6 separate regions of the Mus musculus genome follow, and all the other regions are linked to region 1. The links are chromatin loops, found by intact Hi-C in ENCODE. Cell type or tissue: heart. All regions are shown on one strand.

Region 1 (5,000 bases):
GTCTCTTTTCAAGAGACAAGTCAGGGTCAGGAGACCCCACACCACCTCCCCCATGTGAGACTCTCTCCTTGCGCTCCAACTTCAGAGTCTGGCTTGGTTTGCATACAACACAGTTTAGTCTTAAGTTTCTCAGCTTAAGAAACTCAGCAGTGTCGAGGGGATGCCACGAGACTGCTTTGCAGAGGCCACAAAGCCCTGATGTCCTACCTTCCTGCCTCAGCTTCTGGGGCTCCTGGGAGTCCGAGTGCTCCTGCGTGTGCTCTTGCGTGTGCTGCTGCCGTGCTAAGTGGATGGCCTGGAGCGCTTCTACCCGCTGCTCCTCGCTGAAGGCCGCAGAGCGCACTGCCAGTTCCTCGGCCTCTGACAAGCGACCCGAGGGTAGCAGCAGCCGGAACACGTGGAGTCTGGCCAGCGATCCATAATCAGGAAGGCCCTGGTTATCTGGATCTTGGAGCCAGGCACTGGCCACATCCAGCACAGCTCCGGGCTCTTTCATTTTGCTGTATAAAAGGATGCTGTGTCCCCAAACAACACAGTCCCCCCCAAAAGAAGAGTCAGTGCTCTATAGGGGTTTATCTTCAAAACTACAAATGTCTATAATCCTACCCTCCCAGGTCCTCCAGCCTGTCCCTGTGGAGCATGGACACTGTTAAGAATTAGAGACCAGGGGCTGGAGAGATGGCTCAGCGGTTAAGAGCACTGACTGCTCTTCCAAAAGTTCAATTCCCAGCAGCAAACACACGGTGGCTCACGACCATCTGTAATGGGATCTGATGCTCTCTTGTGGTGTGTCTGAAGACAGTGACAGTACACTTACATACATAAAATAAATAATAATCTTTAAAATATTAATAATAATATTAGAGGCTAGGGGTAGTAGGCAGTGATTAAGAGTGAGCACTGCTCTTGCAGAGCCCTAGAGTTTTATTCACAGCAACGATCCTGGGCAGCTCAAAACCACCTCAGGTTTTCCTCAGGCTCTGGGATATCTGAGACCATCTTCTGGATTCCGAGGGCACCAGCATTCATGTGCACACACAAATAACTTTTAAAAATAATAGTAACTTTTTTTAAGAATGAGAGACTGAGGGCTGGAAAGATGCTCAGAAGTTAAGAGCACTGGGTGTTCCTCCTGAGCAACCCAGGTTTGATTCTCAGCACCTACATGGAGGCTCACAACTGACTGTAACCGTAGGTCCAGGGAATCCAATGCCGTCTTCTGGCGTCTGTGGGCACCAGGCACACATGTAGTGTAGACATACAATGCATGCAGTACAGACAAACACTCAGGCAAAACACCCTTACGCAGAATAAGACAAAATGGAAAATATTTGCTGTCCAAGCCTGAGGCCCAGAGTTGCAACCCTGGCAGCCACGTGACAAGCTGGATGTGGCCCCACCCACGCCTGTAATCCCAGCATTGAGGAGGAAGAGCCAGGAGAATCAACTGGCGTTTGCTGGCTATCAGCCTAGCTAAGAAAAAATGTGAGGTTCAGGGAGAGGCCCTGTGTCAAAGGAATAAAGCAGAGAGTGATAGAGGCCTCCAAGTACCCTTCTCTGATCTCCACCCACACATGCATGTGCACCCACATGCACACACACCATACACATACCACTTATACACATACCCACATACACCTGAATTTATTCTAAGAATTAGAGATCCCCAGGAGGCATCAGGAAGCGCAATTGGCTCTGTCCTCCTGTCAGCCTGTTTCACTACTATCTGGGTGTGCTCTCTCTTCTTCCATCCTACTCCCAAATGCCCGCCTCTCATCCTTAACTGCCATTGTGTGAGGTCTGAACACAGTGAGACCCGAATTCGAAGGGAACTGACTGGGAATGAGGACAAAGGAGTCAGGAGACCCTGACTCAGGAGGACCCATGATTTGACCCTGACCTGGTTCTAGCACAAGGACCTACCACAGCTCCAGGACTTTGGGAGGCAGCTTTTCAGGAACCTGGTAGTACCGGAGGACCCAGGACAGGGCTTCTCTCCATCGATCCATTTCTGCCAGAGCCTGGATCCCCACCACACACAGGGAGCATTTCACCTCCACAATGCTGACAAGAGAAAACACAAGTCAGGTTCAGGCTGTTTCCCCTCTCTCCACTCCGTCTTCCACGCTGGGACAGGAAGCCAGCGTCCGACCCAGAGGCTGCTCACCTTTACCTTTTCTGTTATTTATTGGCCCAGGCCTCACCACTGGTCTCTTGGGCTGCCCTTCCACCCTGGAGTTAAGTTCTGGAAACCTCTTAGAGGCACACGAGCTATGGCCCAACGCACATCTCTGCAGCCAAGTGGAATGAGAACTGAACAAACAGAAAGGTAACCTTGTGGGAACAGCACACCGTGAACATGCACGTGCTCACTGGCGGAGAGTGGGAGTTAAGTGTGTGCTGACTGTGAAAAGGGCATGGGGTGAGGCTTCTGGCTGGGTGCTCCTATAGGAGCTTAACTGGTCTTTTAGAATTGTCTATGTCCAGCCGGGCAGTGGTGGCACATGCCTCTAATCCCAGCATTTGAGAGGCACAGGCAGGTGGATCTCTGGGTTCGAGTCCAGGCAGGTCTACACAGTGAGTTGCAGGTCAGAGCTACACAGAGAAACCCTGTCTCAATATGAAGACGAAAAACAAAACCCTATAAAATTACATCCAATGGGCATAAGCAAAGCCCTCAACATTCGGGTGTGCAACCTTCATCCCTCTAAAACCACAGTCAAGTCTCTCTAGTGTTTGCTTTTCTTCAGTTAACTATTCTGACTACTCCCGCCATTAGCGTGGCCTCACACAGCTCTTAGGAAGGTTTACTCCACAGAGAAATGGTGCCCTCCAGCTGTCAGAGGAGGCCAATGCATTAGACAGAGCAATCTAAAGATAATTCACTCAGTCCTGCAACAGGACCAGAACAGTGTGCTTCTTGCCTTGACACCCCGCTCTACCCCCCATTTTCTATAACCTGCCAAGGCTAGGTTAAATAGGAGGTGTGTTCCCAAAGAAGGCTGCTACCTGCTTACTGAACCTCCTCACGACTGAACACTTAAAAGACATCTACCCTGTCCTGCACTGAAAAGGTGAGCCAAGAATTGACTGTGGCGTCCCTCCAAATTGTTGCATGATTTGACTTCATTGTACAGTCTCACGGGTGCAGGATGAGCAACCAGCCTCTCTCAAAGAGGATCCCTTAGGGAAAGCAAGGTGTGTGGTTGGCGCAGTCTCACAATGCCAGATATTCAGAGACCCGAGTTCCTCCCCAAAAGGATCCAGAACGGAACATAGCTCAGCACGTACGTGCCACTCACGGGCTCCTCCGCCAGGCTCTGCCAGGCTCGTTCGCAAGTCTCTAGTGCGGCATGGAAGTCCAGGTGCACCACCAACAGGTCGGACGCCTCTTCCAGCAGGTGCACCGCGGGGGACACAGCGGGGAGGGCGAGCGCGGGCTCGCTGCTCCGCAGAGGGCCCACGAGCCCTTTCAAAGGGGCTGCAGACGTCGAGGCGTCGCTCTTCATAGCCAGCCTGGGTTCGACCAGGTCTCCTCACACGTCAGGAGGACAGCTTCTCGGGAGCTTCCTGGAAATTCGGACTGGGCCTGGTAGATGTCCCGCAAGCCTCGCACTCTTCCCCTCCGCGCCTCTCCAGGTCTGTTCCTAAGGAAGGACCAGGAAGGAGCTGGACCCGGGCACAGCCTGCGCTCACTGACAGCCTAACCCTTGGGGCACTGGCCTGTTCAAGACTGTCTGTTCAAGACTAGTGCTGCCGAAGGCCCAGCACTAGTTCCTCCTGTCCCTGGACCGGTGCTAAAAGCACCGAAACTCCCAGAGTAGAGAGCGCGACAACAGAAGACCTGCACGGGGAACCCACGACGGTGGACACCTCCTCTCCACCCCTCTTAGCCACTACGACGCACGCGCACGCTGGAGCGAAGGATTCTGGGAGTTGTAGTCCTGGGCTCTTGGGTCTGTGAAGCTTCGGGGAACCTCTCGCGCCCAGAGACTGCCATCTTCCAGAGAGAACGCACTGGGTCGCCAGCTTTGGGGTGGAAAAGATGAGGAAGCTAAACCATTAGTGAAATGCCTTTGTCCTGAGAAATGTGATCCTTCCTTCGCTAACCGGAAGAGGACGAACGGAAGAAATTCCAGTTAGGAGGTGGAGCTACCTGCACCTTTATTATTAACCTCTGAAGGAGTCCGTTGAGAAGGGTCTGCTGGAAGCTTAGGGAAAAAAGAAAAAGAAAACTATGGAGCTGGCTATTTCCTCTTCCTGGGTTCGATGCTGCTATAAAGTGTGGCAGAATGGAAAGGCGCTTTCTGTCTGTTATTTCTTCATCTCTATGAGTTAAGGACTATTACTCTATTTACAGGTGACATAGGTCACACGACAAATAAGTCACAAAAACATTGTCAAACCAAAGAAAGCACTTTTTTTGGCTGAAAGGAGTGTCAGGGCAGAGGTAGATCTGATCTGTGCTTTGTATTAGGTAGGTGAACCATCAACACACAAGTGAGTTACATAAACTCCTGGATCCTGCATTGTTTATATAAATAAGGATGTCATAAAAACAAAGCCATGCACATGTCATGCAATTCTTCAAAACAGTACTGAACCAATGTAAGAACTGATGCTTTATAATATACAAAAAGTAAATACATTTAAATATGTATTTTTATGTGTTTATTTATATTGTTTGTGTTTCACAGGGCTTCTCTGTGTAGCCCTGGCTTTCCTGGAACTCACTCTGTAGACCAGGCTGGCCTTGAACTATGCCTCTGCCTCCCTAGTGCCGGGAATTAAAGGAGTGCAATACCACACCTGACTTCCTATTATATAATTTTACACAGACTCATAAATCACCAATTATCTGTGCTTCAGGCAGGATTTCCTATCTCTTCCACATTTATACTCAGTCTTCATGGTTTTACTTCGTCCAGTTCTCTACCTTCTGAACTCTCTCCCAAGTTTTCCTAGAATCCCTTGCTCCTTAGTGACTGGATAAGACAGCG
Region 2 (5,000 bases), 350 kb before region 1:
TGGCTTTGGGTTTTAGAGAGTTAGTCCATCACCATCATGGCAGGGATAGTGCTGGAGAAGTAGCTGAGCGCTTCATCCTAAGCCACAGACAGCTGCAGAGAGAGGGACAGTGGGCCTGGCATGGACTTTTAAAACCTCAAAGCCCTCCCCCAGGAATGCACCTCTTCCAACAAGAATACACTTACTCCAACAAAGCCATACCGCCTAATCCTTCCAAACAGTCCATCAACTAGAGACTAAGTGTGCAAATATGAGTCTATTGGGGGTATGCTTATTCAAACCACCACGTGTGTACAATATATCTTCATCATACCCACCTCTCACTCCTCCCTCTAACAACACCCCTCCCCCAGGTTCCTTTCTTCATAGCTCCTTTGTTGTTGTTGTTGTTGTTGTTGTTGTTGTTGTTGTTTTAAATCAAGTAAGGCATGAAAAATATGGTTTCTGTGAAGCTTATCATGGACCCCTACATGGAGAAGCTAACATGGTATCCACCTTGAGTTTGTGTGAACTTAGGCAGAGCTGAGAGGCAGGAGCAGGATAGCAGTGGCTGAGTTACTGTGGTGTGACTGGACTAGGGACATGGAGATAAACATTTTTAGTATCTTAGTTAGTCCTGGTCCCATTGTAAACCTTCTCTTTTGGAAGTGCCCCAGATTCCTGGATCAGGGTCAAGTCCTAGCCCTGGCTTGAAGGTCTTCATATACTCTTTATGGAAAGCAAAATCCAGAATGTTCTGAGACTATGTTATAATGACCAGCACCATAGAAAATCAGCATACAAAAACCAGTAGGTATTGTATATACCAATAATGAATAGAAAGACTCCACATCCGTGAATATGCAGAATAAATATTGCGACAATGGATGTACTCCTAAAACAATGTACTGATTCAATGCAACCTTTATCAAAATACTACTAATAATGTTCTTTACAAGTATAAAGAAACAGTCATATAACTCACATAGAAGCATCACAAACAGCCAAAACAATCCCGACAGAGAGCTGTGTTAGAAGCGTCGTAAGACCGGATTTTAAATTGCACTACACAGTCACGGTATCAAAATCTGTACAGTGCAGACTGGAACAGCCACACAGATCCAAGGAGGAGAACAGAAGACCCAGAAGAAGCCTCTCAGATGAAGACACCTGGCTTTTGGCAAAGGTGCAAAAGCACCTAGAGGAGAGACGGCTTCTTCAGAGAGCAGCGCTCAGACAACAGAATATCCTCAGGCAACGGAATGAAATTAGACACCTATCTCTCAGTCTACAAAAGCCAACTCAAAGCAGATCGAAGACTTTACTATGAGACCACTAGGTGGAAACACCTTGACACATAAGCACAAACTTCCCAAATAGGACTCCAACGTCTCCAGAAATTAAAGCAGATCTGCATGAAATTAAAAATAGATTATCCAGAGCAAAAACCAAAGTTAACAGAATTAACAGAGAGCCTTCAGAATGGGAGAAAGCATCCACTATGGGATTAATATATATGTAATATATAAGTAACTGAAAAAAAGCATCAAAAATAAATATTAAATAATCCAAATTAAAGCCGGGTGGTGGTGGCCCACGCCTTTAATCCCAGCACTTGGGAGGCAGAGGTAGGCGGATTTCTGAGTTCGAGACAAGCCTGGTCTACAGAGTGAGTTCCAGGACAGCCAAGGCTACACAGAGAAACCCTGTCTCGAAAAAAACAAAGCAAAGCAAAACAAAACAACAAAAAAAGCCAAATTAACCAGTGAATGCATCGAGCAGTCAGTTTTCAAAGTGCAGTGCCTAGGAACTCATATAAAATGTTGAATGTTCATAACTATCAGGGAATTGTAAGCCAGAATTGCATTAAGATTTCATTCTGTACCTATCAGTGACTGGTGATGGTAAGGCAGGAGGGGGAGGGACCTTGTACACCGCTGTTGAAATTGCAGATTAGTGAAGCTACGCGGAAACCCATAGGAAGCTTCCCCCCAAACTAAAGTAGAACTGCCTTGAGCCAGCTGTGCCTCTCCCGAGGCCATACGCAAGAGTCTAAGCCGGTATATCAGAGAGAGTCCTACAAACCTATGTTGCAACACAACTCACAAAAGGCAAGTCATAGAATCAGCATACAGGGTTTTATTCATCCACAAAGAATAAAATTATATCTTTTTCAAGAAAGTGGGTGAGACCAGCAGCAATCATTACATCGAGCAAAATAAGCCAGACTTTGGCAAATTTTGCTTGCTTTCTCTTATAAATGGGCTTAGGTTGCGTCTTGATTCTACCACTGTGTGCTTTGACTTACAAGTGCACTTTAGTTTCCTAGTGCAGACTGAGAGGCAGGAGACAGTACTGGCTGCCTCAGAGGGATGTCCCAGAAATGGGGTTTGCCTTAGATGGAAACTGCTCTCTTATATAACCCTTAGAAGGATCCACTGGAGACCCTTCACCTCTGGTTGCCTCATCCCCTGCCTCAGCTTGACCAGTCTCAAACTTATGCTCCCAAACCCACTTGGGCACTTTACCCATGTGCTGGAAGGATGCTGGATGGTGGCCCCACGCAGCTAATTCTTACCTAGCCTACCCTCCTGTACCCAGGTCTTGGGATAATAACAAAACAGGAAAATCTCAACACATGCAGCCCCAGAGATGTCCACTGAGTGGCGCTGCTGTACCATATCTCCCTGCCCTGCTCTTGTTTCAGGCTGTTCTGGTGATCCTCCTCCACCTGAGCTCACACTTCTCCCAAAGAAAGCCATTCCATAGTCCCAGATTTTAATGTAATGCCTTCTACTCCCGGTAATGCCTTCCTGCATCCAGTTCCAAGTTTTTCCCTCTTACAAATTTAAATTGTAGTATGTACGTTTTAGAAAATGTTATTTTCTTTATAGAAATCAGAGAATCAAATGGAAAAACAGATGGTAATTTCACACACAGAAGATTTGTCATTGTTATTATGTTTTATTTATCTTCCTATGCATCACCTTTACTTAAGAGTACGTTTTTTTTAATGCTATTATTATGTCATGCTATTATATTTTACACTCTTCCTTGTCTGCAAGTTTAGATTTATTCCACCGTGTCCCACTGTGATATATCCCAACTATCCAAGCGCATTTCACAGTCATTCTCATTTTGTTAGCAGTTTAGAACGTTGCTCCTTCTGCTTCTGTTGTTCATCATTCTATGATAACTGTGAACAGAGCGCTGCTGGGATTATTGTCTCCCTCTCCACGATGAAGAGTGCTGCATTGCTGTCAGGACTTTTGGACCCTCGGCCATGCTTCCTGGTCTCCATCCTCCTTATAGCTTTCTTCTCAGAGTACTAGGTTGCCCTTGATGCTGAAATCAGCTCAAACTTGGCTGGTAGGACCCCGCCCCCACTCCCTACCTCTGCCCCACCCCCACCCCAGCCAGCTTTAATAACACTGTGGATGGGTTCCCAGCTTCTTGGAATGCCCCTTTCTCATCTCCAGTGTAGGCCCACTCCCTTTCCAAGGTACTTCCTTGCCCTCCGTGGAGAAAATGTTCAGAAACATAGGTGACCTTGGCTCCTGGATTTACCGGGCATTTCGGTAGACAGGCCTGGGAAGTGCATATTCATAAGCACGCGTCTGTGTTGATATTTCTGAGTCAAATCCCAGAATTAATTCGACCTCGTCTTGCCTTTGTCTTGGCACAGCTGCGCGTAGACGGAGGATGTACACCTACTGATGAGGAAAGGATCTGGGACAGTCTGTTGCCAAGCAACCACGTGGCTTCTCACCACACTGACATTAAGGTGGTTGCTCTGCCCCTGCCCCACTACACTAAGTATAAATAAAAGTTACGACTGCTAACAACAACAAAAGCATCCTATGGAACTCATTTACCTCTTTCTCTTTTGTTCTTATAAGGTTAATAAAGCTATGAGCCAGGCAGTGGTGGCGCACGCCTTTAATCCCAGCACTTGGGAGGCAGAGACAAGCAGATTTCTGAGTTCGAGGCCAGCCTGGTCTACAGAGTGAGTTCCAGGACAGCTAGGGCTACACAGATAAACATTGTCAAGAAAGAAAGAAAGAGAGAGAGAGAGAGGGAGGGAGGGAGGAAAAGGTTATAAAGCTATGTAAAACCAGGATGCTGTCGTGCACTTGTGTTGTTAATCTGACACATGGCTAGGCATTAATTTGATGAGGGAGGGGCTTATTTTCAACTTCAGAGTTTCTTGTTTTCTGTAGGTTTAGTTCAGTTTTTCAAACATGTAAACATTCATAGGTTTCAAAAGTTAAATATATATTTAACATATATATTTATTTACATATATTATGTAATATTATTATGTAATAATTATATAATATATATTTAATACACACATATATGCATACATATATATACATATATGTATGCATACATATATATACATATATATGGAAGATACCTTCAGGGAAGCCTAGTGCCGCTGTCCCTCACAGACCATGGTTAGCCTCCAACTTCCGAGCACCTCCACGTGTACTTGCATATGCATGAAAAAGACTCTCCCAGGCTTTCTTCCATCTGTGAAGTTATCAGAAATCTAAAATTCTAATCCCTCTGGAAAACCTGTCATTCTTGGACTTTGTTGGTGGCTCCATGGCAGAATTTGACAGCCTTCGATGAGTTAGATATAGCTTTACTCTTGAACCCAGCAATCCTGAATCTAAAGTTCACCCAGAAGTTCCAACCCATAGATACCATCAACATGTACTCGGATTCTTCTTGGGAAGCTACTTGCTAGATAGGCAGGCTGTCCATCAAAGGTCGTGGGAGGCCTGAGCCCAGCTCCATCCACCAAAATGAGGAGACCAGGAGTAGTTAAGTGTGCTGGACAGAGGGACTGTCAGGACATGCAGGCAACCGATCACTAAGTGGTCAATGGTTCAGGGGTGACCAATGTCATAAAAAGGCAAAACAAAACCACTAGGGGAACAGGGCACTGGCTGTGTGGGCCCCAGGAACAAGATGTTGAAAGACAAATGGCATCTATTCTTGGAAAATCATTT
Region 3 (5,000 bases), 270 kb after region 1:
GATGGCTCGGTTTGTAAAGTACTTCATATGCGTAAGAACTGGACTTTGGATCCCTAGCACCCATGTAAAAAATAGAGTGCTGTGTGTATCTACAATTCCATTGTTATTGGTGCACAGTGGAAGCTTCCTGGAGCTCACCTGGCAGTCAGCCTAGGGAAATCACGCGTGGAGCTGGGAAGCTGGTCCACTCCCCTCACCCCACACCATCTCAAAAGAAAAAAAAAAAAGGTGGAAAGGTGGAGAGTGATGAAGGAAAACACTGACCTCTGGCTTAAATACACACATACACACACAAACACACACCAACCATGTGATTTTTTTTTTTTTTTTTTTTTTTTTTTGTCTTCTCAGATCCAGTTTCTCTGCTCAGGAACAGCAATTTCCATGGTTCTATTTACTTCCTCATACTTCCAGAATTCACTTTCTTGTTTCTCTTTCACTTTTGTCACTGTCACGTGTCCTTTGGGGGTACTGGCTGGCACTTAAGTATATAGCATTGGGACTTCTCTGGACAGGGGAACTAGCTAGCAGTTTGAGATTATCTGCTAGCCTCCTGGTTCTTTCCACATTCATCCTTGCTGATTCATTCCATGACCGAGAACCCCGCAACCCCCATCCCTGCCTTCCCCACAAGAGTTTAAAAATTCTGCAAGCAGCTGCGCAGGAGAAACAATAGGGACCTCCCAGCATCTCTGATAGGGCCGATTCTGACAGGGTCACTAGTCTTGAGTGTGCCAACCCTGCTATGTAATACATCAAGACAATGCGGAGAGGTCGGGATCAAGTATGACACCCCATCCTCACGAGGGCAGGTCGCCCAGGCTTTGGGGACTCTGGGGAGCGCAGGTTCCGGGTGTACCTTCCTTCCTGTCCCCCGTAGCGAGCCGGTAGGACCCTTGGGTTTCCGCAAAGTGTGGCCAGTCGGAGGGCGGAGCATCCGGAGGGCGGGGCTATCACAGGGGCGGGGCTCCCGGGCGAGCACGAGGAAAGGTAGGTGGAGTAGAGCGCCGGGCCGAGTGTGGCTCCGCAAACCTTTGCCTTAGCCCGTTCGCCGCCCGGTACCGGCGCAGCGGCGTCTGCGTGGTGAGTATGCCCACCCTACTGGGCGCCCCCACAGTTCCCCTCTGGGAGGACGGGGTCGGCACGGAGCTCAGTTTCGTATGCTATCGATCCTTCGTGATGGCGGGGCTCTTGCGCCTTGATGGAGGCGGGGTGAGGGCGCCGGCCACAGGGTGCCACCGCGGAGCTGAGGGGAAGGCACTCACTCGAAGGCCTGGGGCGTGCGCCACTCGCGGTCCCCCTCAGCGCTCGGTCCTGGTCCGCTTCGGGCAGGCCTCCTGGTGGACCCGGGGTCCCCGCGGTCGCGCGCCACTCGGCAGGTGCGCGCAGAGCTGGAAAGGCGGGCCTGAGGTCTCGCTGCGCTCCGCTATGGCCACCCACAAAAATCAACAAGGAACGGCTACAGCCCACAAATGGGCCCTGCAAAAGCCCTGGAACCCCAACCCAGGGAACACAGACCTTGGAAGACTGCAGCGAGGGGCACCTTTCCTACACCCGTGGGCACTACTGTGTGCACAGCTCACACTCACGCCTGAACTGTGAGGAAGTGGCTGACCCCTCCGCATCTCCAGTACCCAAAATGGTTTGAAAATGTGCACAGACTGGTTGCTGATGTTTTTAAAAAGTTTGTTGAATGGTTGGCTGAATAACCCTATAGGATTCTAGAAGAAACCCACAGTCTTCAGCCACCAAGTGGCCTGGGCCCACAAGGATTCACACATTCGTTCATTCATTCTTTCGTACATTCATTTACATACTCAACAAATAAGTGTGGACCAGGGACGGATCAGGGTAGAACTTTGTGGGTGGTGAGAGGCTGGAATGAAGAGCTCTGTAAAGGACCAGGTGGTGTTGAGTATGGGACTTCTAGGCTGGGCTTGACCTTCATCTGATAAGCCACATAGTTCTGAGTCAAGAGCATCCTGAGGACCCAGGCAGGGCTCCCCTACTTTCCCAGGCTACTGCCTGGTGCCATGGCCAGGATTGCCCTTACTGGAAGACTACCTTGAAGCCGGGTCTAGGATAAGCTAGCTGTGGAATGGAGCTGGGAGAAACCACAAGAAGGATGTGGACTTTCCACATTCCAGCTCTACCCAACCAGGAGACTTTGCAGCCCTGCCCCATCCCCTGGGACTTGGTCCCAGGCACTACCCTGGCAGTCAGCTCTGAGTGTTTCCATGGGGGGGGGGGGAGCCTGATCCAGTGCTGGGGCTGAGTTCAGAGGCTTTAATACTTGAGTGGGCTGAGCTCTAAGAAGGACTCGGCTGGGTGGTGGTGGGGAAGCAGGGTGGCGATTGTGTGTGTCCTGGCCTCTACTGCCTCTCTTGCCCAGAGAGGGAATGGCAGGGAGGTTGGCTTATTACAGCTGGGTTAGCAGGCATTTCACCCACTGACGCAAGGTGCTATCTCCTGGCTACTGCGGGGTGGAGTTGGGTACAGGCTTTGGTGATGGCAAGTGAAGAGAAGCCGGCTGGATGTGGCATGCTCTATAAAGAGATTTAAGTAGCCCCAAGGTGGCCAGGTTACTGGAGCTCTGAAGGATGAGTTGAGGGTGTACCTGAAAAGTGGGCTGTTAGGGCAGTTACTGGCGAGGCTGGGGGAGGGGAAGTGATGCTCACAGCTTGAGGTTACCTGGTTCCTCTTATTTGCAAGAAAGAATAGCCTACGGGGGGGGGGGGCACAGTGCTGGGTGCCTGGCCTCCGGAAGGAAGGCCTGATGACACAGCCTTTTAGACCTTCCGAAGGGCACTGCATGCTTTTCCAGCTGCCCTTTTGCTCTCTAGTGGGAAGCTGAGGGTTGGGGACCCACATCTAGGCTGTGTTCAAGACCAAAGAGCCATTCCTCATCAGGGAGACAGTGAATCTGATGGTTCCAAGGATGAGAGTTGGAAACTGCCCGTCCATAAGAAGCCCCCACTGTGGGTCTGTGGTCACTGGACATTTTGTCTGTGGTTGTATCTCTGGCCACCATTTGCTGGGCCGTGGCTGTGGAGGGCAGCTGGTGTTTCTGTTTCTTTCTGGGCACGCTGCCTGGCTGGCCAGTCTCAGAGGCCACATGTATTTTTCCTCATAGTCTGAAGGAGACAGATAAACTGAAGCTTCAGGTTGGAGGGCAGTGATGGGCAAGTGCTATACAGAGCCTTCTGGGTCTGATAAGCCCACAGAGAGCTTTGTTTTCCTTCTCAAATTTCTTTTTTTAAAAGGCAGAATGTCGCCCAGACTTGTCTCCAACTCCTGCTCAACAATACCTCCTTGCTGGGCCGTGGTGGGACACCTTTAATCCAAGAACTCAGGAGACAGAGGCCAGTGGATCTCTGAGTTCCAGCCAGGGCTGTACAGAGAAACCCTCCAACAAACAAACAAACAAAACAAAACAAAAGAGTACTTCCTGCCTCGTCCTCCTAAGTACTGGGACTACAGAGTGTATCGTTTATTTTAATTAACTCATGTCGTATTACAATAATTAGAGACTAGATTATTACTTCCTTCTTCAGAAAGGTACATTGGGCAGAGAGGGGCTAATTTACTTACCCAGGGTCTCAAAATCAGGTGGAAAACTCCCAGTTTAACTGTACCACCTGATTCTCAGGCTGCGCCCTGCTTCCCAAGGGAGGTCCATCTGTGGAGCCCAATAGTCCTCGGGGGTAAGGAACAGAGAGGATGCCCACGGTGTTGTTTGCTTTTTTAACACTAGGGAAAACCCCGGCCTAGTGTTTGTTCCATGTGCATTCTGCCACTGAGTCAGACATGCACAGCCCCTTCCTGTGGACTCTTCCCCCTAGCAGGTAGAGGGAGACAGGGCAGCTAGGTGTATGAATGGGGAAGCTGGAACTTTAGTGCCAGGGACCTTTATGGTGGGGTTTCCCCCACGAACCATCCTGGCAGATGTCCACAGCAGATGTCTCCAGTTCACTGTGTCTTACTCTCTGACTCTTCTCCCTCGACTTTCGCTGGTCCAAACAGGGATATTTCCGACAAAAGGGTGGTAGCATCTACCCTGAGCTAAACAAGATGAAAGGCAACCATTTCTAGAGGTGCTGCCATCTTGAAAATTGAGTTCTTAGTTGGCTTTATGGGCATTTATCCTCACAGACATGTTAGCCTTCCAAAAACATTCAAACAAAACCAAGTGAAATCAAGGGAACAGAAAACAGAGGACAAGTGTTTTGTGCTCTCTTCTCTTCTCCCACCCCTCTCCCTCTCCCTCTCCCTCTCCCCCTCCCCACCTCCCCCTCTCTGTCTCTGTTGGTGTCAAGTGACTTCCTCAGTCATTCTCTACATTTCCCTGTGTGTGACAGGACTCTTCACTCACCGATTTAGTAGACTGGCTGGCCAGTGGGCTCTAGGGATACTCCAGTCTCTGCCTCCCCAGCACTCGGATTCTAGGCTCAGAGCACTACACTAGCCTTCCCATGGTCCTCGTGATCCCAGCTCAGACCCCTATGCTTATATAGGCCTGGAGTTTACAGACTGAGCCATATCCTAGCCCTGGTTTGCCTTAAGTTACCCTTCTTCCCCAGTAATGCAAACAGACATTAGGAAGTACTTAGGAGCCAGGTGTTTCCCTACTGGCCCCTGGATCGGCCTAAGAAGGGCAGTGTGCTTTCTGGCACTATGCCTGGAAGGGTGAGGATAGCTAAACCCTGGCCCAGGACTGGGCTGTGTGGAAGAAGGCAGCCAAATGTAGTGAGAGTTTGCCTATCTGTGTGTCGTGAGACACAGGACAGATGCTTTTTTGCAGTTTCCTGCATAGTTTCTCTAGTCTGGAGGGATCTCCTGGCCCATAGTGGGTCTACTGTCACCATGATGGCCACAGCCAGGGAAGGCCTGTACTGCCTTAGGCTACTGTTCCCTCCTTCAGTGACAAACCTTCTTTGTTTTTGATTTTTTTGTTTTGTTTTGTTTTGTTTTTTTGGTTTTCGAGACAGAGTTTCTCTGTA
Region 4 (5,000 bases), 86 kb before region 1:
TCATTTTGCTATTTTCATATATGAGTGATAAATAAACAGCTTTAATTAAGACTATGATAAATAAAGAGATGGATATGTACATCAAAGAGCTTTACATTAAATTTCCCCTTTTTAAATGAAAATATAGCACATATATTCTCTACAAATAAAAACATTCTAGAGATTTATTTTTGTTATTTTTAATTATGCATAGGTGTGTGTGCCAGCTTGTGGGTCCATGCACATGAGCACGGGTGCCCACAGAGGCTAGAGACCATCTCCCCAGCTTTCTCTTTGTGTAGTAACTTTCTTAAAGACCTATCCTGTAAGTTTTAACAAAAGGAGATAAACTAGTATATTACATTTAAAGACTGGTTCAAAGCTGGAGAGCTGTCTCCATGGCTAAGAGCACCTAGATATGCCCATGATGAACTTTTCCTTATTGGGTTAATTGATGCCCACCGGAAAGACACACCCTTCCGGTGGGCAGCGCCTTGCCTTCCGGTAGCAGACCAGCTATAAGGAGGTCGCAGGGGAAAGCTTCTGCTCTTTGCCTGCTTCTCTTAGCCTCTTGCCTGGAAGAGCATCTATGCTTTTGATGCCATTACTGCAGCCACCATCTTTGCTGACACCAGAACTCAGCTTCCTCAGCCCGCCAACACGAGGTAAAGACAAGCAGCGCTTGGGGACTCCTTCAGCAGCTGATGGGGAGCTGAGGCGTCCAGCCATGTGGCTAAGCACTAGCTACTGGTCCTCAGCCTCTCCCTGTAAAGATGGCCATTGTCTGCCTATCCAGGCCGAGTAGTGTGAGCAACTCTAATGAAGCCCTTTTTAATGCATATTCATCCTAACAGTTCAGTCCCTCTAGAGAAGACTGATAAAATTCTGAAACACAGAACAAGAAGTCGAGTATATGAATGTATGAATTGTTTAATTCCGACCCTGCTCACCTCCCAGGTTGCTGTTGGCGCCTCTGGATTCCCCACCCCACTCCCACCACATCCTTCACTAAAAATTTCTGTTCCCACTATAATGTTTTTCTGTAATCTTTTTTACCTGAAAATTAGTTTTGCCATAACATAACTAAGCATTTCTCCCCCCCCCCCCCCTTAGCCCGTTCAGCAGTTCATTAGCCATCTGGTTAAATCCAAACCCCTCAGCCTATTTGAGACCTTCCACCTCTCTCCCAGTCTCCACCCCTGAACACTTGCTTCCTCAGCATGGGAAAGTCATGTTTTCAAACTTCATTCAACCTTGAATATTGGTTTTTTGGTTTTTGATTGTTTGTTTGTTTTTGGGGTTTTTTTTTTGTTTTTTTTTTTGTTTGTTTGTTTTTGTTTTGTTTTTGTTTTTGTTTTTTGCCCCAGGACTGTGTATGCTTTCCCTACAGTTATTCTTCCCTCTAAGCCCCTCCCACTGGAAGGCTGACGGGGCCCCGCCCCACAGCAGAGGGCTTTCACTTTCAGTGTCTGTAGCGCAGCCATAGATAGCTATGCACTTTGATTGTGTTTCATTAAACCACAAGTTTCCCAGCTACTGGCACTGTTTTGAGAAGAGGGTGAGACTTCGGGTGGATCCTAGCTGGAAGAGGTGGATGATGGAAATGCGACTTTGAAGGTGTAAGTGATTCCCAAGCCCATTCTTTCATCCTCTCACGCTCCTCCTCTTTCTTGCTCTCAAGTTCTCTCTCTTCCTGTCCACCGTCGGGGGAGGAATCTACTTCCGCTACACTTATGCTGCCATAATGAGCACAGGGCTAAGCAACCGTGCATCCTCTGAAAGCGCCAGTCAAAATCAGTCCTTCCTCCTTTAGATCGTTCTCGCAGATACCTCGGTCATAACTATGCAAAAGTAACAAGACTGCCCTCACAGAGACTGGATAATCACCATATATTTTCCAAGTAAATGTGTAATAAACTAAAGTCAGGGCTGAGAGGCTGGAGAAATGGCTCCGCCTTTAGGAACACTGGCTGTTTTCCAGAGCATCTGGATTTGCGTCCCAGGACCAATGTGGTGGCTCACAACCATCTCTAATTCCAGAGGATCTGATGCCCTCTTGTGGCCTTCACAGGTACTTCATGGATGGATGCGGTGCACAGATCAACATCAGCCAAAACAGTCATACTCATAAAAGAAAAAAATAAACAAATCAAAAGAAGGGAGGCTGAGGGTCAATGAGGTTGTTCACGGGGTAAAATGGCTTGTAATAAACACGCCTGACCACCTGAGTTCGGTCCTTGGATCCCACAGTGGGATGAGAGAACCAACTTCCATATGCTTGCTGTGGCACATACAGACAGACACTAGTAATTAATAATACAGTTACAACAACAGTAATGTAATACAGTAATAATAATAATTAATAGTAATAAGTTGAGCTGATTTTTAGCCAGTACTGAGGTGGAAATTTCTAGTTTCTTTGGCGACTCAGTTGTGTCAGAGGATGTTTGTCTGGAAGCTGTCTTATGAGAGGATGCTTTGCTGAAGCAGATAGGTGAGAGGATGTTTTTTCTGAGAATAGATAACGTGGGTTTTTCTAGAAGCTTTCTTGTGAGAGGGCATGATATGTTTTGCTGGAACACAGGCATGCTTGAGAGAGTTTGTGGTATTTAAAAAGAATATAAATATAACCCCACAGACAGTGCGAGGATGCTCCTACTGGTCCGCCTTGCAACGCTTTGCTACTCTTCGCTTGTCATGACTTCATAGAGAGAGCCGCTTCTTGCCACTCCTGCTGACTCGTGCCAGTTCGGCAGAGCCTCGGTTTCTTCTGCACTGAGCCCCTGCTACTGATTTGTGCTTGGTGTTTTGAATTAGACTGCTGATATCCTGACAACAAAGTCTGGAATTGCCCCCAAAGTCCACATCCCCCATTTCCTAGTAGCCTTTCTTTCCCCCACCTCTGGTAGGTGGAAGCCCTTAAAAACCCTTATTAAAGTAGGTTTTGAAAATCCTGAGCCAACACAGTACATACTAGTTTCACGCTAGCTGTAAAATACTAAAATACTTCCCTCCGCTGTCCCTTGTCAACCCAATTTCTCCTACAAGCACTGATTCCTGTCTGACTGGACTCCCACAGTTTCCCAACTGAATAGACCCTGCCTTGTCCTGACAGTCACAATCAGGATGATCTAGCCAGACCCGCTGGTGAAATTATCCATTCCATCTGATCAAGACCAGTGTAGGGTCATGGCTAGTATTTTAACAATTATATCCATGCATTTCTTATCGCTATAACAAAATACCTGAGGCTGAATAGTGTGCAATAATGTTTATTAGATTCAGAATTTTGAAGGCTGGAGGCTCCAACCAGCTTGGCCCTGGCATGTTGTATCCCCCACATTTGCATCACAACATGTGTAGAGAAACAGGAAGAAGAACTATTAGTGCTCAGGAGAGAGATCCCATGAACCGATGATCTCCCACTGGTCCCTGTCTCTTACAAGTTCTGTCACCTAAGCACTGCCATCTAAAGACCAAGCCTTCCGTGTGTGAGCTTTCAGGAGACAAACTACATCTAAGCCATTGCAATAATAGTTTTGCTTATAAATAGGGCTTAATTGTTTTTAAATTATTATTCTCGTTGAAATGCAGCAGACAAGGGTACAGGAGAGGAGATAAGAGTCTATCCCTCTCTGGAGGTGTGAGTATATCTGTCAGGATCCAGTCTTCGTGTAAACCAAGAGATAGGCCGTTTCCCGCCTAGAAAACAGAGAGCACATGTCAGCCCAGAAAACGAAGCATTCGCAGTGAAACCAAGTGCAACATTGCATCAGCAAACCTCCTGGCTCTTGCAACATGCACCAGCAAACCTCCTGGCTCCTAGGTCAAGCACCTAACACTCAGGTCAATGACCCACCTAGCCATTCCCTCAGAGAGCCAAAATGGTGACTTGCATCAGGAGCTATAAATGGACAGCTAAATAAGATGATGGAAATCTGTGAGCTTTAACTAAATACAACTCTGTGGTTTGCAAACAGATTCAGCCACAGAGCCGATTTAAGTCACTCATTCATCTATTGTGTGCAGCCTCCTGTGCTACGAGGGCAGAGCCACGTAGCTGCCACAGGAGCTGTGTTCCACGGGGCTGAGGACGTCCTCCCTCAGTCTTTACAGAGGGTCTGCCAGTTCCTGCAGTAAATCAGGAAGACACCAGCAGCAATCAGAAACAGAGATCTGGCATCTAATAGAGGTGCTTGAGAGAAATAAGAAAAAGCTGGCAAAAGGGTTGGCAGAGGCTTTCAAACACAATTGCATCTGCCTCTTTAGTTTTCAAGTGGACAAGCCTGCCTCTTAGCTGAGAGCCATCTCTGATCACCTTTTGTGTAAGCCATTGTTCCCAGACCCCAAAAAAAAAAAAAAAAAAAGCAGTCAAGAAAGCTTTACAAAGACTCTTTGATCTGTCTTCATCCAGCCTTTTATTTTTCTTTCTAGCATCTCCTCTATAGTGATTGGATTTAAGAGTTATTTGTTGGGGTTTACTAAATGCAAGCCACTGCTAGACAGAAAAGAAAAGAAAAGAAAAGAAAAGGAAGGGAAGGGAAGGGAAGGGAAGGGAAGGGAAGGGAAGGGAAGGGAAGGGAAGGGAAGGGAAGGGAAGGGAAGGGCAGGGCGGCCCTTTTCCCCTTGAAGATTATATATGAAATGTGAAAGAGAATTATATAGGCAAGCAATTAGAACTGTTGTGGAGAGGCAGGCTCAAGATGCAAAGTCAGCATTGAGAAGCCCCCACAGATCTGCCAAGGTCAGTCTGTAAAGGCTGTGCACAATGGAAAGATAAGCGGGGCTTTGCAACTAGGAAGAAAATGGCAGATGGTCATTTGGACTCCATTATAAACCCATAGGCATCACTGAAATCTCAGTACTGAGAGAAGCATGTTGTCGTGGGGCGGTAGTCACGGATGAAACTGACTGGTTAGTCTGGGGAGTCATCAGAATGTAAGAAACACTGAAGCCTTAGGGGGTTCACATGGCGGAGGATTCAGAGTGAGTTCATCAGATTTCAAGAACCCAGCCCTTCT
Region 5 (5,000 bases), 75 kb before region 1:
TACAGCACTCATGGGTGAGTGTGTGCAGCAGCTGAGAGGGACGGACGGTTATGTCAGAAGATCACAGACTCTGCTGGGGTGAATAAGGGGTGGAAGGCAAGCCTCACCTGTTCCTTGGTATCACCGAGGTCTTCCTCGGTTGGCAGAACCTGACTGAAATCCAAGCTCTGAGGGAAATTAACTGAGTGACAGATCTTTTCCGTCCTCGAGTTCCTGGCAGAGAATCTCATGAGGTGAATGGTCAAGGTTTGGGGCAGATGAGTCAGCTTCAGAACCTGAAAAGGCAAAATCAGAATGAAGATGAAATCTTTGGGCACAGGAGACGGGCAGCGTCAGAGCAGTGTCAGCAGAGGCTGGCAATGTGCTCGTTCCCACACGGGAGCAGCAGAGCACCTTCAAGACTCCTGTGACTGAGTGTCACCCACCACGCATCTCCACAGGAAGCCTCTGCTCAGGTACAGGAACCGTGAGACGTACTCTACGCATCTCACCCTAAGGAGAAGGCCCTACCTACTATTCTCAAACCCTCTCCTCTTGTCTCTAAAAAGTTCTTCCTGTCCCTCTCAGTGACAAGGTCTGAGATGCTAAGTCTGAAGTTGTGCAAATGAGAAGCCCGAGGACCGCAGGTACCCAGATTCCCTATGTCAGCCATTATAAGATGCCCTAATGGGTCTGCAAAGACTTGTCAGGAAACCCCACGGGGCAAACCCAGAACAGCGCATCCGGATGTAAGCAGTACCTGTTTCCAAGGCGTCTTCTCCCCACAGCTCTCGCAGCACATGTCGGAGCTTGCTAACTCTTTGGGCTGGACGAAACATCTCAAGGCATCCTCCTGCCCCGCCCAGGAGAACAAGCACAAAGTAGCAGTCATGTTTCCCATCTCAAAGACAGCCCTTTTCCCCTGCTAGTGGAAACCCAAGCTACCCTTTGGTCTCCACTTGGTCTCCACTCCCCGTAAGTGGGCACATGTGATACATGGGGCAGAATTTCAGAAAGCACCCATGGGAGAGAGGAACAAAACTGGAAGGGGCTTGCGGGAGGAAGAACGTGAAGAAAGCAGAAGAGGACAGAAAAAGGTACCCTCACCCAAGTCAAAGGAGAGATTGGCCCAGAGTATACAAGTGAAACACGGGCCACTTTGTAAAAATTGCATTACATTTTTTTTAACTGATTATAGTAGAGAGGCATGTACACATGCCAAGGCATAGACAGGGAGAACAAGAACTGGTTCTCTAGTTCCCTTCTTCCACCATGTAGGATCCAGGGATCAAACTCAAGTCACAACGCTTGACAACAAGCACCTGCCGTACCATCTTGCTGGCTCAGGAGTTATGTTTACAAAATCCAAGGGAAGGTGATAGAAACAAGGGGAAACCGGCCACCTAGGGATTCACCAAGTCACCAACAAGGAGTCTCTCACCAGGGTTTTCAGAGGCTTTGCGTCCTTATCAAAAAGAGGAAGAGAGAGTGTGAGCAGTTTGCTCCTCCTGCTGCTCTCTGCTGTACAGCCCACGCAAATCAGGGACTCCTGCGTCCAGATGGTGAACAGACCCTGCAGCCGCTCTGTCTGCAAGAGAGAGCAAGGAGGTTCGATGACCCAGAAGCCACTTTGGGTCAGGGTACATGGGTGGTTTGTTTGTTTGTTTATTTGTTTGAAGCTCTAGAAATGGCTGACACAAAATTTTGTTCCTCCCGCACATAAAGGTACGCACCGGGGAGCTACACCCAGCACACAGTAGTGGAGCACGTCCCACAAGCAACATCTCACATCTCTGACATCTCCAGATTCCAGCCCTTACCAAGTCTGTGTCCGTGATCTGGTCCTTAGTCAGGTTCCAGATTGTAAGGTAGAGTTGAGCAGCATCGTGCTGGACAAACACTGGTCAGGGGGAAATGCAGTTAGTAAGGAGACGGGACACCAGCCGCATGAACACTCAGCGCTTTGTCCTTTCCTAGATTTCCCTCGTTTCAAAAAAAAAAAAAAAAAAAAAAAAACAAAACTAAATGAAAACTTAGCTTGGTGTTGATTCTTTCTTTTTTCAAGAGTTTCTCTTAGAACCAAGGTCATAGGGCCACCACTTTCTCTCACCATCCTCTCTCTGTTGGCGGACAGACAGAACCCTAACTATTTTCCTCTCATTTTTCTGCTGAGCAGATACTACGGCTGGACTCGTCCGCCCCCTGGTGGTAAGTTTTATTCACGTCACTAGAAGCAGGGCCTCTTGCTAATCTGGCCAGGTTTCCCCAAAGGTGCCTGAGTAAACGAGCAAAAAGAAAAGGCCATGGGAAATCCATGGAGTTATATGATCCTAGCAAGACGAGCAGGAACTTTGCAGGGAACTGTCTACCTGTCATATTAAGTAGGCCTGAAATCGGGAACGAACACAGCTGACTTTAATGGTGTTGGTCTGAAGAAGTGGGGAGTCAGAAAAGTCGAGAAACGCGCTGCGGACTGTTTCACAAAAGGGCAGACTGTGCCAGAATGCAAAGACATTTTGGGCCAAGGCAGTTTCTCAGAACACGCCTCATCTCCACCACAGCACTGTCTTCCCTTCATGATACACATCACAGCACAAACTTGATGCTCTTGGTTCTCATTTGATTTTGACCTGTCCTGCTTCTAAAGTTCCCTGTAGGCAAAATCTATGGCATTCCCGTTGCCTTATGCACATCAAATCTACAATGATGAATGCGAATATACCAATTAAATTGAATATATTAATTCATCTATATAATGAATGCCAACTCAAAAACAGTCTATCAGACGACTCGAAAAAACCTGTCAGATGGTTTACACTGATTTAGCCAGGGAATTATGCAGAAGATTTCCTGACACAGAGCTTACTAACACTGATGTAAAGAGATTGGATTGTGGTACTGTGGTGGTCAGTTTTGTCTTGTTTTGTTAGATTTATTTATTGATTTTGTATGTGTAGATGTTCCACCCATATGTAAGTATGTGTAACATGTGCATGCCTTGGACATCATAAGGGGTCATAAGAGGGCATCTGATCCCCTGGAACTGGAGTTACAAATGGTTGTGAACCGCCACGTGGGTGAAGGGAGCGACACCTGGGTCCTCTGCAAGAACAACAAGTGCCATTAACTGCTGAGCCAACTCTGTAACTTCTAGGGTGGTCAGTTTTAATTGTCAACTTGACACAATCAAAAAACACCTGGGAAGAGGGTCTGGACTGTCTAGAATGAGTTGGCCTGTGGGAAAAACTGCAGAGGTTGTCCTGACTGTTTTAATTCTTACGGGAAGACCCAGCCAGATCACTGTGAGCCACACTGTTCTTAGGCCTGGGTCCTGGATCATATGAGCATACAGAGAATAAGCCAAGTGTGAGAAGAAAGCAGGCCTGCACTCATTTTCTCTGAGCTTGGGTGTGATTTGCCCAGCTGTTTCAGGTTTCTGCCTGCCATTCCAACTTCCCTGCTATGACAAACTGTACCCTGGATTTGTGAGCTAAAACCCTTTCTCCCCCAAGTTGCTTTTCTTCAGGGTATTTTATCACAGTGGCAGAAATGAAAGTCGGATGGTCACCATCTGCAGTCGTTATTTTTAACCTCATCAGGGTTCCCAGAGCCAAGAGTCTGCGGTCCCAAGAATACTTGTCTGTCCCACTGTACACTTCACACTTGAGGGCTTGACGTGAACCAAAGAAAATGCACATCCCTGGGAACCTATATTCTAATGGAGGACAAGTTCCAAATGATCATAATTCAAACAAGAATAAATGGTCCCCTGGGGAGCACAAAGCACTATGGGAAGCTTAAGAAGAGTGGGAGTATAGATGAGATGGCTAGACACTTCTAGGAGCCTGTTTCTTCATACAAGCGATTACATGCTCCCAAAATAAAAACAGACCACAGACAAGATAGTTCAGAGAGTAGAGGCCCTGTCTGAGCAAGTCCGAGGGACCTGAATCCAAACTCTGGAGCCCACTATGTCTGGAGAGAATCCCCCAGAGCTGTCCTCTACTATCCATGTGCATGCCATGTCAAACACGCTGTGACATGCATGTGTCTGCCTGGGCTAACATGTTTAAAACAATAACACAGAAGTAAATAAATCTTAAAATAAAAGTAAAAATAAAGGCCATGTGTGTCAAACCCACATTTAATTTTCCTCTAAGACTTGCAACAAATTAAGAGTATCCTTTTTTAAGGTAGGGGTAACTGATCCACCAGATACTCAAATACCAACAGAGACATTGGCTGCTCTTCCAGAGGACCTGGATTCGATTCCCAGCACTCACACGATGTCTAACATCTGTCTGTAACTCTAGTCCTAGGGGATCCAGCAACCTCTTCTAGCCTCCAAGAGTACCACCTAACTTGGTACATGGTACACAAAAATACACGCAGGCAAAATACGCATGATCACTACAAAAAAAAATTAACAGTTCAAAAATCAGGATCTTTTTAAAAATCATGAAAAACTATGCACCCTAGTATCTCCAAAGGAGCACAATAACTTTCTAGCAGTGGTCCTCAAAGGAAAGAAAACTAATATATATATATATATATATATATATATATATATATATATATATATAGTATAACAGAGAATTCAAACAAATTATTACAAGGAAGTTTAATGAGATGCTAGAGAATTAAAACATCAATTAAGTTAGAGAAACCATTATGTAAGTGAGAATTCATCATACATAAAGATAATAAAGAGAAATCATGACACTAATGAATTTAATAAGTTAAGAAAAAAGAAAACACCATAGAGACCCTCAACAGTATTGATCAGGCAGAAAAAAAAATTCTAAGCATGAACATAAGTCTTTTGAAACAACCAAATTAGAAAAATGAAAAGTAAAGAAATTAAGAAAAATTAAAAGCAAAGTCTATGGGACATATTGCACACAACTAACTAGGAAAACATTCATAATACAGGTGCTATAAGAGGAGACGGGAAAGAAAGGGCGCAGATAACCCACCAAATTAATCAATGACAATTTTCCAAGTCATTGCAAATATAGATA
Region 6 (5,000 bases), 60 kb before region 1:
CATGAGGAAGGAAGTGGAGATGTACGATGGTCGGGCAAGTGGGCAGACAGGATGAGGCTGAACCAGGCATACAGCTGCCAGCTCCGAGAACGCTGCATTCCCAAACTCATGCACTGATTCGAGGCATGCTGACTCCAAAGCAGAAGACTACCTCCATCCTTGCTGAAGCTTGCAATGAGGAGAGATGGTGGAAATAACCACCACAGGCTACAGAATCAGCAAGGGTCTTGAGAGCAAGAGCTAGCGAGCCAGTGACACAATACGGGAATTCTGGGTGGTGAGTCCCTCCCTAGCTGTTACACATTGGGGGTCTGGGGAGAGCAGTTCCCAGATAGAAATGCCCGATAAAATTCACAATGCCAGCAATATCTAAGTAGCCTGGTCTTCAAACCTTCTGAGACAAGCCCTGGTATTGAAATCCCCTGGCCTCAAACTTTTGCGCACAGGTGTTTTTAAATAGGATCTCACTATGTAGCTTAGGCTAGCCTCAGAGTCTCAGCAAAACTCCTGCCTCGGCCCCCTCCAATGCTGTGATTACAAGTGTGAGCTGAAACACCAGATCCAAACTCTACTCCCCCTGCCTCGTTCAGCCTTCCTAGGGCTAAAATCCCTGGGATTTCTAAAGGTATGAACTACTGCTCTGGGCGTTGCCTTCATTCTTAACAATCTGCTCGCCTCTTCTGAGCTATGGTGCTGTAACAGACAAAATCAGATCTCTCCAGAGGAAACCCAGACTAACACACTACTTGGGGCTCCTCTGGCCGGTGTGGGATGATATGCATTAGCCTGTCCTTAGACATGCCCTCAGCCTGGAGATGCTGATACACCTTTCATGTGCCCATTGGGGCTCTGGCCACAGCCCAGTCACATGATACACTCAATTGGGAGACAACGTGATTTTCTTCCTTATAAACATCATGTTGCGTAAAAGTGCCAAGACCATGAAGCACGGTTTTCCAGAGTGAAAAAAGAAGAAGAAAAAGAGAGAGAGAGAGCAAGCAAAAAGCTCTCTCTCTTTTTAAAGTCTTCTGCTAGTGCGTAGTGAGTCAGAAGGGAGCATACACCTCATCTGCTACGCCACTTTCTGCCCAGTTAGTTCTTATGAACAAAGGAGGTGACGGTATTCAAACACACAAAGGACACTTCACAGGAAACATTCTAAAAATGTTCTGAAATATTTGCCTCACTTTTTGAGTTAATTCTAAAGATATTAAGTATGAAGTTAAGTTGTAATTTTGAAACACCACAAACTTGGACTTCCAGGGGAGTTGGGGGAGGTTGTGTTTTTTTGTTTGTTTGGTTTTTGTTGTTGTTTTTTCTTAAAGGTATATTTAGCTTTCTTTACAGAAGATGGAAAAACAGGCCAGGGAACAGGTCTAAAGCACCCTGACTTATGATACTGGACAAAAATCTCTCCGGTTTCTCAGTCCGCTGGTTTCTATTTTAGGAGTTTCTCCTAACGTGTGACTGAGTATTTGCACAAGAGCATAAAAATGATATTTGTTGATAAAACGTCTATCCCAGGAAAAACAGGACCGAACCTAAATGTCCATGAATTATTTAACTAAATCCGCACTTCTCATACAACGCATCAGTTAAAATACTGGTCTAGAAAGGCACAGAACAAGAAGCAAGACACAGAGCAATGTTAAAGATATCCATTAGAAATGTTTCTGATAAAGTATACATAAAAATGATACTGAGTTGCAAATTAAGAGAAACAACTCTACACATCTGTCTGCATTGTTTGAATTTTTAACAAGCCACTTTGGTAATTACTTTTTTAAATTAAACATAAATCACGACTACAGTCTGAATAATATAAATGCTTGGGAAGCAAATCCATTGGCCCAGTATATACATGCCAAGAATACAGACCGCCACTATTTGCAGAACCCAAGGAAATTCCTAATCATCTGGAGATGTATAAGCAAAGTTCTGGCGGATAAAGGACACTTTCAAAGTTAGCCCCAAACTTGCCTCAAGCACGGAGTCAAGCCAAAGAGCGAAGACCGAGCAGCATCTGCAAAGGGCTACAGAAGAGGACGCGGCACCGCGGAGCAGAGCAGTCTTGCTGCCTCCCAGCCTCTCAGCTCAGGAGTGTCTGCTGTCCCCTAGGCACAGCCGCCCTGGCACTGCCGGCCAAGCCTTCTGCACGCCTGGCCACGCCCCCCTCACCGCCAAGCTTTCGTTTTCCCCTAGATCCAAAGGAAAGCGAAACTCAGGCACCGGGCGGGCGGGCGGAGCGGTTGTACGCGCCCCTACAGAACCCGCAGTCCAGTCGCCTACACCAGGACACGACAAGCCGGACCTGGCCCGGTAACTCCTGGATACGCTCTCTTTTTTCATCTGCAATGTTAAGATTGGAAATACTCCCAGTTGCTGTACCTTCTGCTCTGAAAGCCAGCAGCAGATAACTCCCTTGCTGAGGCTGTCCCCAGGGGGTAAGGAGACAGCGATAACATTTACTTCATCTCTGTTAATTGCCAGGCTTATCCTTAAACACTGAAGATAAGTTTATCTGCACAATGTTCTTTTGTGCCTCTACGTTTAACCCCAATTCTATAGGATAAAATGTTTTTATTTTATCAAAGAGGTTATGACTAACTCAGGACGACAAATGGCTAAGTGCTGAAAGCAACATTCTAACGGGACCTCTGACCAGTCCCACCATTTGTGGAAAATAGCAGACCATTGCAGTTAGCACACGAGGTGGCCATGAAGGTACAGCTCTGCGAGGAACAAATACAGTCTAAGCCGAGCCGGGTTTGGAGGCTCTGGGATGTACATACATGAAATGCTTGCTAGCTCTTTACAGATGTATCTTGTATATGAGGCTATAAGTTGAGGGAGAGGGGGATCTGTTAGCTGCTGGGCTAGTCAGAATGAGGTTTCCCCATGCGCTTGTTCTGAGAGGGGTCCTCCACTCCCTACCCCCAGCACTGGACAAAGATGACAGAGAGATACATACCCCTAATCGAAAGCTACCAGGACTTTATGAAATCTGGAAGAGTCTATATTCTGTTTTGCTATTGTAGTTCAACGTAAGATATACAAATATGTCTGCCTGCCTATAGTGTGTGTGTGTGTGTGTGTGTGTGTGTGTGTGTGTGTGTGTGTGTGTGTGTGTGTGTGAAGCATGAGTTATACACAGCTGTTGAAAATAAACCAAGATGTCCATGTTTGGAAATAGAAAGTGGGGTATGGCCCTCAGGGTAAAACAAAGTCTCTTGATCAGTGGTTGAGGTAGACAATGTGGCATCTGCACATATCATGGACAAATACATTAAGTCTCCAATACATTTGCAAATCAATCAATTATGTGACCAGCTTCTTCCTCTTCTTCTTCTTCTTCTTCTTCTTCTTCTTCTTCTCCTTCTTCTTCTTCTTCTATCTGTTTGGTTGTATCCAAAAACAGGAACATCAAAAACTGGTGGGGGGGGGGGGGAGGATGAAAAGAGGATGTTATAAAATGTGATAGTTTGATCAATATATCGTACCTGTAGAGTTCTAGGGAACAAACTGTATTTGTTCCCAGTGGTGATTAGCAAACAGCTCCTTATAGCCAAGCAACTTTTTTTTCCCAACCCTGCTTGTTCAGTGAAGCAAGTGATTGGCATTTGTACCAGTACGGAGTGGACTAGTGTCAATCATGGACAGGAGATACCTAGATGATGCAAGAACCCATTATAACTCCTAGTAGGACTCTCCATGCTCTTACCCCTGGTCTCTCCTTGCCTTTCAGAAAAGTTCAGGGCTCTAACCAGGTGGTAGACTGAGCTGGTAAGCATTCCTGAAGTAGATTCCAGCAGTGCCCCACAGTGACCCAGGATGGTGGTTTGGTGGAGAGACAATATGCCCACCACCCATGTCAGAACCTACTCTAGTTAGAGAATCCATTCATATATAGAGCAGATGTGGCTCGCCTGGGCCTCAGAGCCTAGAGAACTGGAGTGGGGTTCCATGTGTTGAGGAGACACGGGCAGGGTGAGGAATGGGTCCACGTGAGAGGGCACTGGTAGAGCTGAGAGACTAGTTATGCCCAGAAGCAGAATTAAGTGAGCAAATCCACAACAGTTTAGAACTGGTCACTTGCTTGAAATTGCCCCGGAATAGAGTTGAAGGTGAAGAATGGGACCCAAGACCTGCAGCTCTGGGTTCGCATAGATCCGTGGTTCTCGGTGAGTAGTTAGAGAGGGGTGCGTGTGTATGTGTGCGTACATTCCCTAGCTTGCCCCACTGAGAGTGCATGGATGGATGACACTCAGAGGCAACATGGCTTCTGGCTTCTAGTGGTTATTCTCAAACAAAAGAAACCAGAGATGCTTAGGGAGATGGTGTTTCCCGGATTGGGGCAAAGAAAAGCACAAGAGGAACCTAAGCAGACCCCTTTCTGCCGAAAGGCAAATGCTCAAAGAATAGGAGGGAAGTCAGAAGATGGTTTTCTGTACCAATGCAAGTGAATAATTGAGTAAACTGAGAGTGGGGGAGGCTTGGGTATTTTACACAGCGTCCAAGGACTTTCCCAGGAACACACACCAATGACCGGCAGCATCCCGCATGTCATGCTACGTTGTGGCTGCAGATAAAGCAAGTGGTGTAAACACTAAGTAGTCACAAAGCCAGCCGTGTCCTTCCCGCAGCAGTGGAGATCACTGGTGTCTGCACAGCTGCAGTCACTCCGAGGAACAGAATGTAACAGGATGTCGTGAACAGAAAGGGACACAGCTCCCTCCTGTTACTCTCCTGTCACCGACCTTTGCCCTGATTGCTTCCACAGAAACATCTGAGTAACCCCAAGTGACAGATGTTCTGCAAATCAGCTAGCTGTCTTCTAGTCGAGGTTATCAAAATCCAAGGTATGAGGAACAGCCCCTGAGCACGGTAGTGAAGGTAAACCACGTGCCCTGAACTGGATCTTTCCGCTGGAAAGGATGTTCGGGGGGCAGCTGAGAAAGCCTGAGTGGTAATAATTTCCCACTCTGGCATCAGAGAGAAGA

The links. Hi-C counts contacts between places; a loop is a spot of excess contacts. Peaks named below come from ENCODE experiments on the same cell type or tissue, not always from the same donor. Only the 100,000 strongest peaks of a DNase experiment are listed, where the experiment ranks them.
Region 2: a loop joins it to region 1, with 12 times the contacts of the local background. A loop is called at or near these places in 19 of 42 quality-filtered maps.
Region 3: it touches region 1 in a loop (2.8-fold over the local background); 9 of 42 quality-filtered maps call a loop at or near these places.
Region 4: it touches region 1 in a loop (8-fold over the local background); 19 of 42 quality-filtered maps call a loop at or near these places.
Region 5: it touches region 1 in a loop (5-fold over the local background); 20 of 42 quality-filtered maps call a loop at or near these places.
Region 6: a loop joins it to region 1, with 2.5 times the contacts of the local background. A loop is called at or near these places in 13 of 42 quality-filtered maps.

Annotation. Positions count from the first base shown.
Region 1 is chr6:121,182,774-121,187,773 of GRCm38, reverse strand. It overlaps Pex26 (peroxisomal biogenesis factor 26), which reads right to left and starts at 4,107. Exons shown (of 5, transcript NM_028730.6): 1 at 3,292-4,107; 2 at 1,924-2,064; 3 at 208-515. The coding sequence starts at 3,509. In heart, a CTCF peak has its summit at 2,840; DNase peaks (open chromatin) are centred at 1,971, 2,843, 3,323 and 3,923; H3K4me3 peaks cover 2,213 bases; H3K27ac peaks cover 1,364 bases.
Region 2 is chr6:121,530,718-121,535,717 of GRCm38, reverse strand. No RefSeq gene overlaps it. Among named protein-coding and RNA genes, the nearest start is that of Iqsec3, 60 kb to the right of the region's middle. In heart, a CTCF peak has its summit at 2,647; no DNase peak of the experiment used is centred here; H3K27me3 peaks cover 307 bases.
Region 3 is chr6:120,912,817-120,917,816 of GRCm38, reverse strand. Bid (BH3 interacting domain death agonist) reads left to right here and starts at 993. Exons shown (of 6, transcript NM_007544.4): 1 at 993-1,083. In heart, a CTCF peak has its summit at 2,386; DNase peaks (open chromatin) are centred at 936, 2,526, 2,688 and 4,666; H3K4me3 peaks cover 1,552 bases; H3K27ac peaks cover 749 bases.
Region 4 is chr6:121,269,153-121,274,152 of GRCm38, reverse strand. It overlaps Usp18 (ubiquitin specific peptidase 18), which reads right to left. Exons shown (of 11, transcript NM_011909.2): 11 at 3,236-3,681. The coding sequence ends at 3,636. It overlaps Gm44148 (a long non-coding RNA gene), which reads left to right and starts at 1,415. Exons shown (of 2, transcript XR_003956358.1): 1 at 1,415-1,598. In heart, a CTCF peak has its summit at 2,045 (motif pointing left); DNase peaks (open chromatin) are centred at 1,572, 1,672 and 2,032; H3K4me3 peaks cover 807 bases; H3K27ac peaks cover 590 bases.
Region 5 is chr6:121,257,934-121,262,933 of GRCm38, reverse strand. Usp18 (ubiquitin specific peptidase 18) reads right to left here. Exons shown (of 11, transcript NM_011909.2): 5 at 1,800-1,879; 6 at 1,421-1,567; 7 at 740-832; 8 at 108-275. The region is part of intron 1 of Gm44148 (a long non-coding RNA gene); the gene reads left to right. Among named protein-coding and RNA genes, the nearest start is that of Gm44148, 12 kb to the left of the region's middle. In heart, a CTCF peak has its summit at 2,181 (motif pointing left); a DNase peak (open chromatin) is centred at 2,204.
Region 6 is chr6:121,243,043-121,248,042 of GRCm38, reverse strand. Usp18 (ubiquitin specific peptidase 18) reads right to left here and starts at 2,137. Exons shown (of 11, transcript NM_011909.2): 1 at 1,981-2,137. In heart, no CTCF peak of the experiment used is centred here; a DNase peak (open chromatin) is centred at 2,172; H3K4me3 peaks cover 1,274 bases; H3K27ac peaks cover 459 bases; H3K27me3 peaks cover 1,288 bases.